3 separate regions of the Homo sapiens genome follow, and all the other regions are linked to region 3. Evidence: chromatin contacts called from ENCODE Hi-C or POLR2A ChIA-PET data. All regions are on one chromosome and are shown on one strand. Each heading gives the region's core, a stretch centred on a gene start or an enhancer-like site at or near the end of the contact. The rest is flanking DNA. Distances are from core to core; before and after follow the strand shown. Region 1 overlaps MYO1E (myosin IE). Region 2 has its middle 84 kb from the start of FOXB1. Region 3 has its middle 68 kb from the start of GCNT3.

Region 1 (3,168 bases), core at 309-2,808, 310 kb before region 3:
CATTAAAATGTACTAGTTCATCTCCTACCAGCAATGTATGAGAACAACTGTGTCCCTACTTCCTACCAATCAAGCGTTTAAAACATGGTAAGATTCTGGCCAATCTGATAGGCAAAAAATAGTTTTCTAATGCAGTTTTAATTTGCATTTTTCTTCTTATCATGATGGTGAACATACTTTCATGTTTTGTGAGTAATTTATATTTCCTTTTCTATGAGTTGTCTTTCATGTCCTTTGTTTATTTTCCTTTTGGGCTGCTGATCTTTTTATTGATTTGTAGGAGTTCATTATATATTAGGCACATCTACCTTAAAATATGCTATTCCTTAATCCCAGCACTTTGGGAGGCCGAGGAGGGCAGATCACCTGAGGTCAGGAGTTCGAGACCAGACTGGCCAACATAGTGAAACCCCCGTCTCTACTAAAAATACAAAAATTAGCTGGGCATGGTGGGGCACACCTGTAATCCCAGCTACTCAGGAGGCTGAGGCAGGAGAATCTCTTGAACCCGGGAGGCAGAGGTTGTGGTGAGCCGAGATCGCGCCACTGCACTACTCCAGCCTGGGCAACAGAGCAAGACTCTGTCTCAAAAAAGAAAAAAAAAAAATATATACACACACACACACACACACACACACACACACACACACACACACACACACAAACACACATACATATGCTATTCCTTTCCATTCCAGATTTCAAGTTTCACAGTTATAGAAGAACCAGTGTCTTTTCTGTGGAAGAAAAATTCTTTTCTAACAGCAAATGGAGCCTCTTACATTTCCCATAACATAAGGTATCATAATGGGCCACTGCCCACTCACCTGGACTTTGGTCCCTCCTCCAGACACTCTGGAGATGTAGCTCATGATATATTTGGCAGCCACTGTTTTTCCAGCACCACTTTCACCACTAAAGAAAGACAGACAAAGAATCCACCTGAGAAGTGGATTGCGACCAGCTCCCTTCCTTGTCTCCCCCATCACACAAAACAAACAAACAAACAAAAAAACAAAAAAAACAGGCAGAAAAGAATTTTTTTTTTTAAGTACAATACCAGTAGAGAAAGGCAAGTTACAGCAGGATTAGGTCGCCCATGTGACCCGTGTGAGCCGGATTAACATGGTGTGGATAATTACCACTGTGCACACCACTGACCATTAAGCATTTTACATGCCCAATAATGGGGGATATGATTAGGAAAATTATGGAGTATCACAAGGGTGGAATTCTACATAAATTACAACTGACATGAAGACTGTAAACACAGGAAACAAGCAAATGAAATCATGTTAAGTGAAATAAGTCATTCAAGTTATATACAAAACATGATTACAATTTTTTTTTCTTAAAAAAAAGACTGGAACTACCACAAAATATTAACAAAGGCTTTGGTCAAGCCAGAGACTAGAGAAACTTGTTTTAATTCATTAGTTTTCAAACATTTTATAATGCATATGCTATTTTTGTAATTTAAAAAAAGAAAAGAAAAAGTGGGCACTCTGAGGTTTCAAACCATGTGCCTTGAATTGATGCAAGCTTCCTTATTTTAGAAGTTCTAAAATTAAACCTTGAAGCAATATTAATCACATCCGGAGTAACAAAGGCCACCTTCCGCTGGGTAGCCTTCCTGCATGGGGAGAGCCTTTTGTTAATAATATATAGTCTGCTCTTCAAAATCCCCATTCTTCCTACAAAATCCCCCTGAATTGATAATGACCTCAATTCAAAACATGCTTAAGTCAGTCAGATTTTTCATCTTTCTATTGGTACCCTTTGTGTTACCAGGATAGAATTAAAGAACCCCATATCATATAAAATGATGGTGGGAGTTAGTATGAAAAATGCAGACTGCTACAAGTTCATAGGACAATATTTTTGTTCGCGCTTCGCGATAAAAAATTTTAGGGCGCAGAGCAAATGTTCTTCTATGAATATCCAGCCCAAATTAATTGTTATCGATTGCTGAGTTACTCAAGGAAAGAGAAAACATTTGCTTGGGGAACAACCAAGCAAGGTGACACTCCTATTCCCAAAAGGAAACTGAAATTTGAAATAATTTTACATTTCAAAACAAAACAAAAGAAACAAATGAACAGAGAATTGAGCTGGCCATATAGCGAAACTCAGAACTTTGCTGAATTTCCTTGAACTAATAATACGGTTTTAAAGAAATTATGGGGAGGCGGGAACCATCCTCTGTTCAGAGCTCATGACCTGCAAAAGTCTGAACCCACCTATGCAAGTCACTCACCATCCTAGTGCTATGCTCCTGGCTTCCTGGTCACATGAATAAGAAAACCAAACTGAAATTTCGTAAGCTACAGTAGCAAGTAGAAAACCAGCAAGCCTGGGACGAGGTGTCACACTCTTCCAGAGGACATGCTTACTCACAGGCAGCAACTAGGTCGGGCAAATTCAACTCCATGGGGAAATTATCTTTTCAAATGGTTGACATACTCAGATGATGTATTTACTAGATCCAGGGTCAACACACACACTCTCTCATTGGAATTACACGGTTTGGCAACAATGAAACTCCATTTTAGAAGTTGTAAACAATGTAAACATTCAAGAATATTGGAAAGTCCAAGCTTACAATGGCACAACCACCCAATATAATACTGCACAGGCATTTGAAGTACTTACAAAGAGTATGTAGCAACATAAAGATAATGCAGCCTAAGTTAAGTGGTAATGTGAATAGAAGATACTATATTTATAACAAGTTTACAACTATGTGAAAATAATGTATGGGCAAAAACAAATTGACAAGGAAAAAGAAATATTCCTTACTTGTTAGGAGGCTGGTATAGGAATGGTTTTTTTGAAATGGAGTCTCACTTTGTCACCCAGGCTGGAGTGCAGTGGCACAATCTTGGCTCACTGCAATCTCTACCTCCTAGGTTCAAATGATTCTCCTGCCTCAGCCTCCCAAGTATCTGGGATTACAGGTGTGCACCACCATGCCTAGCTAATTTTTTAATTTTTAGTAGAGACGGGGTTTCACCATGTTAGCCAGACTGGTCCCAACTCCTGACCCCAGGTGATCCGCCTGCCTTGGCCTCCCAAAGTGCTGGGATTACAGGTGTGAGCCACGACACCTGGCTCTTTTTCCTTTTCATGTGCTTTCTCATAATTTTCTATTTTTTTTAGATTTTTATG
Region 2 (3,057 bases), core at 208-2,707, 380 kb after region 3:
ATGTGACCCTCAGTGTGTGTCCCTCTGTAAAGCATCCACTTACATAACTTTTCCTGCTATTATCTAAAAATATATCAGTGCACTTGGCTTGAGAATGTTTTTGAGACTTAAATTTACACTCAGCACTTCAAAAGCATCACAGTAAGCCTGTTGAAACTTCCAGTGTGAAAGCTCAGAAATTCTAATAAGCACTAGACTACACTCACAAATAAAAAACATTCTTTCCAATCCTCTCCTGTAGGACTCAGGGAGAATAATTAGAACAATAGAGATAATACTCTCTGAAATTAAGCCAATTTCAGCTCTCTCCAAAGGTTTTCATTAAATGCAGGGGAAAGCCAGAGATATGAGCTGGAATCTTTTCCTAGCCACTTGCTGGCTGTGTAATGTGGGATCATTTGGCTGATCTTCCCAAATCTCTGTTTCCTTATTTGTAAAATGGGAGTATTTGAAAACTCCAGGAGTCATTGGGAAGATCAAATTCTATTATGCACCTGCAAGCTACAAAGCTGTTGTACACCTCATAACTGAGCGCCTTCTTTTCCTTTTCCTTCTTTTTTTGTAATTTATGTATTTATTTTAATTTTTTTAAAGTAGAAATGGGGTCTTACTACATTACCCAGACTGGTTTTGAAATCCTGGGCTCAAGCGATCCTCCCGCCTCAGCCTCCCAAAGTGTTGGGATTACAGGCGTGAGCCACAGCACCCAGCTTTCTTTTTCCTTTTATCTTAATTGTGCTTTGGTTAGTTTTTGAGACTGAGACATTTGACAGGACTTTGAGATGGGCCGCATGGCAGAGGAAGACCAGGAACTGAGACTCTAGCGTGGCTCCACCTCTCACTGCATTGTCTCGGGAAAGCAACCTTCATTTCTGCATCTCAGTTTCCTTTTATCTGAGAGATGTGGATCTTGACCAAATAATCATCAATGTCTCCTCTCAATCTATGATTTAGGGTTTAACCTTTAAATTCGGCAGCACCCTTTCATGAATGGTCTGAGCCAATGACGAGACAGCAGCATTTCTCTTTTGGTATTGCCAGATTAGAGGTCTCGCTGGTGGCTTTTGACTCATACCTGTTTTCTTTCCTGCTTTGCTCTATGCTTTCCACAGCGGTGATCTCATTCAATTCTCACAAGAACCTCATGAGTCAGAAAAGGCAGATATGACTGTCTGCATTTTACAGATGATGAAAATGAAGCCTTGGGAGGGTGATAAATCTGCCCAGATCACCCAAGTAGTTGGAAAAGTCAGTTCTCCAGAGGTTGAAAGGGCCTCGACTCTCCAGGGACTGGGGAAACCCACAGAGAGAAACCCACTCCCCTGCATCCAGCCTTGTCTGAGCTCCCATCCTCTCTTGTAACAGCCTCATAACCAGTCTTCCTCCTCATGCCCTTCCCCTACCACACAGTTGCTTCTCAACACAGCAGCCAGAGTGGAGTTTTAAAAATGTAAGTCAGGGCTGGGCACAGTGGCTCATGCCTATAATCCCAGCACTCTGGGAGGCTGAGGTGGGTGAATCACCTGAGGTGTAGAAAGAGAGAGAAAGAAGAGAGAGAGAGAGAAGGAGGAGGTGTCACACACTTTTAAACAGCCAGATCTCATGACAGATCACTCATTATCTCGAGGACAGCACAAAGACATTTGTGGGGGGCTGCCTCCCCATGACCCAAACACTTCCCACTAAGCCCCACCTCCAACACTGGGGATTACATTTCAACATGAGATTTGGAGGGGACAAATATCCAAGCCATATCACTCCTCCTCTGCCCTCACTAATTGTATATAGTTAATTGGCCTACATGTCTTTCTTCCCTGATAAAGTGTGACTGCTAAAGTCACACTTGCAGTTCTGAGCGAACCAGGATGATGGTTCACCCCCACTGTGAGCTCCATAAGAGATCCTGTCTCACTTTTCTTTGTCTTTCCAGAGTCTAGGTGAGACCTGGAGCACCAAAGTGTTAGTTAAATAAAAAATGTACACATGCGTACTCCAGCTTTTAGAGGCTGGACTGTGTTCACTTTGAACTACTTTAAAATGAGCTCTAGGCTGGGTGCAGTGGCTCATGCCAGTAATCCCAGCATTTTGAGAGGCCGAGGCAGGCGGATCACTTGAGGTCATGAGTTGGAGACCAGCCTGGCCAACATGGAAAAACCCTGTTTCTAGGAAAAATAAAAATAAAATAAAGTAAAATAAGCTCTACACATCTTGGAAGAAAGTGAGAAATATCACTATGAATAAATCCTATTAGAAACAGGTCTTTTTATGCACCCTGGCAGGCTGGTTGGCCCGTTCAGACACACCTTGAAATGTGCAAATCGAATACACAGGGTGGCCCTCAGCCTGTAGTATCTTGCTGCTCAAAGCATGGTCCATGCACTAGCACCAGTGGTATTGCCTCAGAGCTTGCTAGAAATGCAGAATCTCAGGCCTTACCATAAAACTGCTGAATCGGAATCTACATTTTAAGAAGATCCCAGCTCATTCATATACATAGTAAATGTCAAGAATCGCTGCTTTAGGGCCCGTTAGAAATACCTGTGGATCCACATCTACTTTGCCAGCCTTACCCTTGCAAATGTTGCTTTGAAAGATTGCCAGGTAGTGCTCAGGCATCTGATTTGGAAAAAAAAAAAAAATGTTTATTCGCCAGGCGCGGTGGCTCACGCCTGTAATCCCAGCACTTTGGGAGGCCGAGGCAGGCGGATCACGAGGTCAGGAGATTGAGACCATCCTGGCTAACAGGGTGAAACCCCGTCTCTACTAAAAATACAAAAAATTAGCTGGGCGAGGTGGCGGGCGCCTGTAGTCCCAGCTACTTGGGAGGCTGAGGCAGGAGAATGGCGTGAACCCAGGGGGCGAAGCCTGCAGTGAGCAGAGATCATGCCACTGCACTCCAGCCTGGGCGACAGTGAGCCGTCTCAAGAAAAAAAAAAATGTTTATTTTGACATGCAGCAAAGATTGAGAATGGCTAGAAATGTGTTTTTCTTATTGCCCTTATTCCTGAAAATATGATACTTGGACCACCTGTATCTGGTGCTTGCAGAAAGGACTGA
Region 3 (2,906 bases), core at 314-2,813:
TATGTTTTCCTCATTTGATTCAACCCTTTCAGTAACTTTAAGAGATGTTACTATATCTTTGCTCCATTTTACACATGACGGAACTGAGGCACAGAGAAATTCGGGAAATTTTCTGAGATCACACAGTTAATAAATGCTGGAATTAAGACTCAGATCCAGGTCTACCTGACTCAAGAATAGAGCTCCTAACTGCTATTCAGTAATGCCTCAAAAAAGCCGGAAATGCGGATAGCTGCCCAGAGCTGTTGGGACTTAAGGCTATGACTGGAGAAGCTTGAGGGAGTAGACCATGTCCTGTCTTTCTAAGACCGTGGTCTCAAAGGTAGAGCCTGCATGTTAGGGCTCTGCAGCAGAGCTCTCAGCCCTGGTTGTGCACTGGAATCACCTGAGGAGCTTTATAATGATGCTGATGCCTAGACCATACTTGCTGATGTAATTGGTCTGGGGTGCTGCTGGGCATTGGGATGGTTTTCCAATCTCCCAGGTGATTCTAATGTGCAGCCGTGGTTGCCAACATCTGTTCTAGTTGTTCATACATTAAAGAGTATACGGTGCATCTGTGGATCTTGTTGAACTGCAGAATCTGATGCAGGTGGTCTGGGCTGGGACTTCTAACAAGCTCCAGAAGATTCCAGGTCAAAGGGCGATCCCAAGTGGAAGCTTTGCTGCTCACAGTGGCAGACCTGCAGCACCCGCCTCACCTGGGAGCTGTCAGAAACTGACTGCCAGGCCCCACCGCAGACCTACGGAATCCAAAAGTGAGAACTGATGAGAGCCCAGGTGATTTGGAGGCATGTTAAAGCCTGAGAAGCACTGTGAGCCTAGCACATGATTAGAGAGGAGTGAGTAGGTTAGTGAGGGGATTGAACACGGACGCGTCTGAGCAGAGATGAGAGGAACTGGACATGGTTAGCCCGGAAGAGACAGGAAAGAACAGAGGAGCTCTGCCCAAGTGCCTTAACCCTGGAGGGGCTGCGCCGAGGAAGAGGGAGGGGACCAACTGTGCGGTTCCAAGGGCAGGACAGGAAGGTAAGCAGGACTCACTTCGGTGCCTGGGAGCTGTGGTGGGGTCTCCCTCGGGCTGCGGGAGCTGCACTGCCTGTCTAGTCAGAAAGGACAGACTCCACTAATGATGGCAGAGGGGATTTGAGCGTTGTGAGGATTCAATGACACGTATGCTTCCTCCTGACTCTGAAATTCTGAGGGTATAAGGCTGAAGGGGGAGGATGCTGGGGCCACTGGAGACGCTGTCAGTGGCTGTGGAGCTGGGGTGAGATGAGATGCAGCTGAACTTGGGTTTGAGGTCTGGAAAAGTGCAGTGTCTAGAATTGAAACTGATAAAAACTGAGTGTTGAGACACCCACAGAGGAGAGTCAAGTACCTTACCCAAACGTGCATGGGAGGAGACTCTGGACGCCCCGAAGTTCGGTAAAGGTGACCCCAAAGACCTCTCAGCCGTTGTGCTGCTGATATCTAAGGTAATGACTCAGCAGAACACCTATGGGGCATAATGAGTGAGAAAGGAGAAGTCAGGAGGCCAAGAACTGGGTGGGGTATTCATCCCACACAGGCAGAGGAAGTCAGGTGGCCTGCTGTTCCAGACAGAAACTGGAACTGAGAGGGTGAACTGTGGCACCAGGACTTCCTTGGGTGGAAGGACTAGAGTCAAGTTATTTCAAGCAATGCAGGATCATTATGAGGGAACGCTGAGGAGACGTCTGGGCCCTAGGTGGCTCCACAGATGTCAGTGGCTTGACTTAAAAATTTTTCTTTTTTTTTTTTTTTTCTAAATACAGACAGGGTCTTGCTCTGTTGCCCAGGCTGATCTCAAATTCCTGGCCTCAAGTATCCTCCCTCCTCGGCCTCCCAAAGTGCTGGGATAACAGGCATGAGCCACTGTGCCTGGGCAATAGCCTGACTTTCTAGATCCTTCTTGGCTTTGTCTTTGGTGTGACTCAGTTTCTCTCTGTGGCTCTCTGGTCTCTGCCAGTTGGTTCCCCAGCCTCTTTCCAGCTTTCACAGCCCTGGGAGGTGGCTGGGAGAGAGTGGGGGAGTCGGCAAAGGTCCCCCACAGCAGCGTGTCAAAATCCTCTTTGTACAGGGAAAGGTGACCTAATTCCTAGCTCTCCTAAACTAGACGGAGACCTTGGGCAAGTCACATTCTTTAAACCCAGAGGAATTGCCTGCATATTAAACACCCAGGACTACTGTTCTCTTCCACAAAGGAATTTCCTCTTTATTTTTCTTGAAACATGGAGCACTCTTGGGAAACCATGCGCTTTCTTTATTTGGTGGAGAGAGAAATTCGAACTTTTACCAAGTTTCCAGGCACCTGTGTCCTCCTCATGGGCGCTCAGCCAGGCCTGGGCCTCTTTCTGGAGCTTTCTGCCCCTTCCTGCTATGGAGGCTCATCAGGGCCTTCTCCTTGGTTGGGGGTATATTTGGGTGAGGGCAGGGCACTGAGGGGTGTGGGGGGCAGGGATGCAGTTGACCTTCCTTAGAAACAAATGAATGGAGCCATGGAATAGGTTTCACTGGCCTTGTTCACGGACAGAGACGTTTTGGACTTCCTCAGGCAGTACCTTTGGACTGACAGGCAAGTCAGAAAGCACAGCAGTCAAGTGTGCTGGAGAGACAGTGGGGTGCCCACATGGGTCCTTGGTCAACTCATATGGAGCAGGGCAAAGGCAACCAACACGAATTGAGTGAGTCCCCATTATAAACTGCACTGTGTTCCTCACTTAATAATTTCATTGACTCCTCATAAAACCCTCAACTGAAGGCCGGGCACGGTGGCTCACGCCTGTAATCCCAGCACTTTTGGTGGCCAACGTGGGTGGATCACCTGAGGTAAGGAGTTCGAGACCAGGCTGGCCAACATGGTGAAACCCCGTCTCTACTAAAAA

What was found. Hi-C counts contacts between places; a loop is a spot of excess contacts on that map. ChIA-PET counts read pairs that join two places held with the same protein, here RNA polymerase II (POLR2A). Pooled maps may share reads with other maps.
Region 1: a loop to region 3 is called in a pooled map, with 3 times the contacts of the local background. The contact joins two enhancer-like sites. A Hi-C loop is called at or near these places in 2 of 50 pooled maps. POLR2A ChIA-PET finds 5 or more read pairs at or near these places in 3 of 52 experiments (A673, GM10248 and activated CD4-positive, alpha-beta T cell).
Region 2: a loop to region 3 is called in a pooled map, with 3 times the contacts of the local background. The contact joins two enhancer-like sites. A Hi-C loop is called at or near these places in 1 of 168 maps with a recorded cell type or tissue (OCI-LY7), 2 of 37 single-sample maps with no recorded cell type and 4 of 50 pooled maps. POLR2A ChIA-PET finds 5 or more read pairs at or near these places in 2 of 52 experiments (A673 and OCI-LY7).

Annotation. Positions count from the first base shown.
Region 1 is chr15:59,235,758-59,238,925 of GRCh38, forward strand. It overlaps MYO1E (myosin IE), which reads right to left. Exons shown (of 28, transcript NM_004998.4): 5 at 828-915. Among named protein-coding and RNA genes, the nearest start is that of LDHAL6B, 30 kb to the left of the region's middle. Within about 2 kb of position 1,559, at least 4 of the 41 ENCODE cell types and tissues checked have a DNase peak (open chromatin) inside an H3K27ac peak, as active enhancers do.
Region 2 is chr15:59,918,399-59,921,455 of GRCh38, forward strand. No RefSeq gene overlaps it. Among named protein-coding and RNA genes, the nearest start is that of FOXB1, 84 kb to the right of the region's middle. RefSeq lists enhancers at 1,228-1,277, 1,338-1,447. Within about 2 kb of position 1,458, at least 2 of the 41 ENCODE cell types and tissues checked have a DNase peak (open chromatin) inside an H3K27ac peak, as active enhancers do.
Region 3 is chr15:59,542,493-59,545,398 of GRCh38, forward strand. No RefSeq gene overlaps it. Among named protein-coding and RNA genes, the nearest start is that of GCNT3, 68 kb to the right of the region's middle. RefSeq lists enhancers at 712-1,911, 1,439-1,598. Within about 2 kb of position 1,564, at least 3 of the 41 ENCODE cell types and tissues checked have a DNase peak (open chromatin) inside an H3K27ac peak, as active enhancers do.